2 separate regions of the Homo sapiens genome follow, and region 1 is linked to region 2. A link is a loop called in an ENCODE intact Hi-C map of the cell type or tissue named here. Cell type or tissue: A673. All regions are shown on one strand. Region 1 overlaps SYNPR (synaptoporin). Region 2 holds the start of SYNPR (synaptoporin).

The links. Hi-C counts contacts between places; a loop is a spot of excess contacts. Peaks named below come from ENCODE experiments on the same cell type or tissue, not always from the same donor. Only the 100,000 strongest peaks of a DNase experiment are listed, where the experiment ranks them.
Region 1: a loop joins it to region 2, with 2.3 times the contacts of the local background. A loop is called at or near these places in 3 of 110 quality-filtered maps.

The regions. Positions count from the first base shown.
Region 1 is chr3:63,342,546-63,345,045 of GRCh38, reverse strand. The region is part of intron 2 of SYNPR (synaptoporin); the gene reads right to left. Among named protein-coding and RNA genes, the nearest start is that of SYNPR, 65 kb to the right of the region's middle. RefSeq lists a silencer at 959-1,253 and an enhancer at 803-1,445. In A673, no CTCF peak of the experiment used is centred here; DNase peaks (open chromatin) are centred at 285 and 1,145; H3K27ac peaks cover 2,357 bases.
Region 2 is chr3:63,277,173-63,279,672 of GRCh38, reverse strand. SYNPR (synaptoporin) reads right to left here and starts at 1,365. Exons shown (of 6, transcript NM_001130003.2): 1 at 1,122-1,365; 2 at 931-996. The coding sequence starts at 1,139. In A673, no CTCF peak of the experiment used is centred here; a DNase peak (open chromatin) is centred at 1,432; H3K4me3 peaks cover 1,415 bases.

The DNA.
Region 1 (2,500 bases), 65 kb before region 2:
ATCAGTATTCTAAGACCTAAGACTAGTATTTGAGATACTTTTCAGACTTTTTCATTCTGGAAACCCAACTGACTCCACCCAGACCCATTACACATACCAAGAAACTGGCTTATCTGGTCTGGTGGCCCCTACCCAGGCAGGGAGTCAGCTCAAGAAGATAGCTTTGATCCCCTACAATTTCATGCTGAACCCAACCAATCACCATTCCCCCCATTCACCAGCCCCCTGCCCATCCTTGAAAAGCCCTAGCCTCGGAGCTCTGTGGGGAGGCTGATTTGTGCAGTAAACTCCCTTCTTTCCACTTGGCCGGCTCTGCATTTATTAAACTCTCTTCACAGTAATACTGCTGTCTCAATGAATCGACTCTATCTGTGCAGTGGGCAAAAACAACCCACCAGGCAGTTACACAAATCCCAGGTTATTGCACTACCTCTTGTTGGTTCCCTTACACACTAACTACTCTTATTAATCTGTAAAAAAAAAAAAAAAAAAAAATCTTTTTTGAATATGCACCTGTTTCTCACAGGGATTTTAATACATTAAATAAGGAATTGAATTTAATTAAATATTTTAAGTAGACATTTTACAATTTCTCCTATATTTCTAAAACTTTATAAATAGAAAACCTCTTTGTTCCTGGACCTTTATATTAAAATTAAGAAAAAAAAGCAGCACTTCTGAAATTTGTATCCAGAGCTTTCTGACTTGTGAGCTCTAGGGCTGCCTCCTTCCTAATCATAAGATAGGTAGGAGAGAAGAAGTGCAGCAGACAACTGGGTCAAATGGAAAACTGTGTATTCTGTTTGTAAAGGGCTATTGATACTTTGGGTCTTCTTTTTTTAATGCCAGGCTTATTATTATAAGCACATTCTGCTGAACACAGAGGTTTGGTTATTACCTTTTATCAAAATGTCAGGAGGGCAGATTTTAAACTGAGCTAGACAATGTGAAAGAACATTCTTCCCATCCACAGTCTTTGAAACTGATTGCAAATGAACCGCCTCTGAACAGCATATGAGCGAGGCTGAGAGCTCTCCTAATGATGTACATCTGTGAGGCTTCACTCGGGGGTTTGGCTGCATTTACATCACTATAAACTGCAATTACAGCTCAAGCCGTTTCCGGCATAGACACAGAGAATACGAATTGCAACAGCAGGTTTCCTGCCTTGGATTTCTGCCAGGAGCCTGAGTCACCGTCCCAGACATCTGTAGCACATTAAACTGTACCCTTGTTATCTCTCAGCACTTTGAATAATCGCCCAAACCTCTGACAAAACAAATGGTCAAAGCCTTCTCAAGAAACCCTTTAAAGTTAGGCAGGGAATCATGAGCCTGCAGAAAACAACTTCTAGGGTAATTTATACTGTCGAAGAAAAGCCACAATAGAGCAGAGATGGTTTTTGATAGTCTGAATGTTGTCTAAACTTCATGGACTTAGATGGTCTGAAAAAGAGGTAGCTGCGTTGGAAGCTCAACAAAAAAAGGAGGGTTGTACCCAGTCCTTACCAGGAGTTCAGTCCAGCAGGGCAAACATGGATAGAGGCAGGACCTCCAAACAATGTCCTCACTCTGCCTCCTTCTCTCCACCAGTGCCATGCCCCTGGGATGCACACCACCACCCTCTTACAGAGAACACTGCAAAAACTTCATAACATGACTTCATAATGTTATCTTCATAATATGTTCCTCGGCTCTCCTAGAATCCATTGTCCATACAGCAGCCACAGTGATCTTTTATAAATATAAATCTGTGCATGATTTTTCCTGCTTAAAACCATGAAAAGCTGTTGCAGCACACCTACAGTACCTAAGTGCCTTCCCATGACCCAAAGCTACTGCATCCCGTGGTCTCTGTCCTCCTCTCCAGATTCAATTCCTTGTTGCTCTTTCCACTCCGGCTAGTTTTCCTTCATCCTCAAATATGCCAAACTTGTCGCCTTCTCTGGGCCTTTGTACTAACTTCTCCCTCTGCCCGAAAAGCTCTTTCTCTAATGTTTTCCATGATTGATCCCTTCAGGCCTTAGCTCACATATCACCTCCTCCGGCAGGCCTTTTCTGATCATCCCCATTTTTATTTTATCAACATAATTTATCATTATTTAAAAACACATACAAAAGAATAAGGAATACTAGAAATAACTTTCAACCCATAAATTCTACAACTTAGAAGAAGTGGATCAATTCATTTAAAACAACAAACTACCCAAAATCAATCAACATGAAATAGACAATCTTGATAGTCTTGTAACCATTAAAGAAATTGAATTTATAATTAAAGAGCTCTTAATAAAGAAATCTCCAATCCCAGATGGTTTCATCAGAAATTCTACCAAACATTTAAAAAATAATTACCATCAATTTTACATAATCTCTTCCAGAAAATAGCAGAGGAGGGAACACTTTCCAACTCATTTTATGAGGCCAGCGTTACCCTGATACAAAAACAGATAAATCCATTACAAGAACAAAAATTAAAGACCAATATCTCTCATGAACTA
Region 2 (2,500 bases):
TGCTACATGACAGGCTTTGAACTTTCTATTCAGATAGGTTTGCTTGCCTTTTGGAGTTCCTAGCAAGACGAAACGTGTGACCTGCAGATTTCATTCTGAATAACCATCATCCAGCCAACAACACTGACATGGCTCTGTGGCCCTGTGGGTAACCGTTTCTGTGCCTCACTCCTCTGCCCATAGACAAATTGCAATAAGAGCGTCAGGGTGGTTTCACGGAAGTGGAATACAACTTCCTAAAGCCCAGTCGCTGAAGAAAGCCATGGCAAACAGGCTGGTGGGCTCTTCTGGGTATAATCAGAAAAGCCCTAGAGGAGTGGCCAGAGAAAAGAAACTATAGTAGGGAAGGAAGGAGTTCTGCTCTCTACCCGCCGCCGTTTATAACAGTCTGTAATAGCTTCGCAGCATCTTTCCCTCCCTGAAGCTCCCGCGGAGCAGTTGAACACGCGCTTCCAGCATCCCAGTCCCGCAGAGGAGCTGTCTCAGTTCTGACCAACTTTCTGAGCTTGGCCAAGTCTTCCCGGCTCCTCCGCTCAACTATGGGTCCCTCCACCCATCCCCTCATCCCCACGAAGGTCCAGGTGAGGGGCCAGAACCCAGCGGCAGCCCTTCCATGCGCCCCCCTCCCCTATCTCCCAAGGGGGAGGTTTCTTTCCACAGCCCCTGCGCGTCTGCAAGCGGTGAGGTGAGACGACACTTGTCTAAGCCCCTGCAAAAATGCGTCCACACTCCCGCCTCCAAGCAGGGTGCCTCGATTTTGTCCTCACCACCTTGGAACGGCATCTTAGGAGGGGGCAGGATTGAAATCCCCGGCTTGAGGGTTGAATCTCCGGCTTGGAGCAGAACTGAGCAGGGAGCACCCCATCCGACCTCTCCTCACCTGATAGCTGGCTGCCTGGCGCCCCTCCCTGCACACACACTGCTACTCACCAATTCCAGGGCTCGCAGGAAGGCAAGGGGCTCCTTCAGCACCCGGAAGGTGCCCGCAGAGGCCAGCTTTGGGGGAATGAGGCGAGAGAGAGAAAGCAAAGCGTGAGGAAGGGGCTGGGGGCGCCTCTCCCAAGCCGCGGCATCCCCCGCCCCCTGCTCCCAGCCAGCCGCCCTGCCCAGTTCTGTCTCACCTGACTCACAGGGTCCATAGCTCGCCCTCGCTCGCTCTTCTCATCCACCAGTTCTTTTTAAAAATGAAGTTCGCTTGGCACCACCGTCCTCAGGGCCAGAAGCCCCTTCGGGAGCAGCCAGAGGAGCGACACCCTGGAGCAGCCCGGCGAGGGCAGGGGGCCTCGGGGAGCCCACCCGCTAACGCTGGGCTCTGCGCTCCGGGAACCCAGCGCGTCGGGGAAGCGAAGCGAGTCAGCGAGGGGTGGGCAGGGAAGAGCTGGGGCAGGGTAGATACAACAGGGGAGGGGGAAACCCATGGAGCCAGGGGAAGGCTGTCATTGGCCAGCCGCGCTCCAGAGGGGAGGGCGAGGAGGTGGGCGAGGCAGGGCCCACAGACATTGGTGCAGGCTCAGCCGTGCGCCCGGTGCCCTCTGGCTCCGGGGAAACTTTGGGTCTGTTGGTTTGGGAAAGCGGGCTTGGCACCATCAGCAAGACGGCTGTCCACCTGAAGAAGGGGTTTCCAGGTAGGAGGAAGACACCCACACTTTACCTGAGACATCTGTGTGAGTTCTGATGACTTCCAAACAGCAAAATAATAATAATGATAAATACATAAAAATAAAAAAATAACTATTTGTTGGCTCTTTCATTCATTCCTTCAAGCCTTTATGGAGCATCCTTCCTGTGGGCAGGCAGTGCTTAGGTGCTGGGGTACATCAAAAAAACAGGATAAGCATTGTCACTTCCCCCAGGGGAAGCAAAAGGGGAAAAATAACTTGCAATGTGGTCTGGACAGTGGCGCAGAGCAGAGCACAGGGGCCATGGGCACAGGGCAGGGGATCCATCTTGGCCTGTGGATGCCAGAGAGAGGACCAGGACAGAGGAAACTGCCTGGAGAGAAGAGGTGGAAACAAATTAATCTTGAATGTGGGACCATGCGCCAGTGGAAAACAGATTTAGCAAGGATGAAATGGCCAAGGTAAAACATCTCATGAAAGGCTAAACAGGGAATGAAATTTAGGTACCTTTCAAACTCATTTTATTTCTACTGAGATCTTTTGCCTGATATCTGACCCCCAAATGAACTCCCTTGTCAAACTCATAAATATAACACTGGGTCCCTCCTCCAAAGTTAGACTGTTTTCTTGAAACTTAGTGAAAGGTGGTTCACGTTGTTTACTCTTAGTGGGCTAATCTTGCTGAATATAATAAAAACAACAACAACCAAACAAGTGAGTTCTTTCTATGAGCTGAAAACTGTGCTAAGGGCTTTACAAACATTACTTCATTCAATATTCACAAACCCCCATAAGTTAATAATAATATTATTCCCATTTTAGAGATGAGGAAATTGAGGCCCATGGAAGGATAGTGGCCTGCCCAAGGTTGCCCAGCTAGC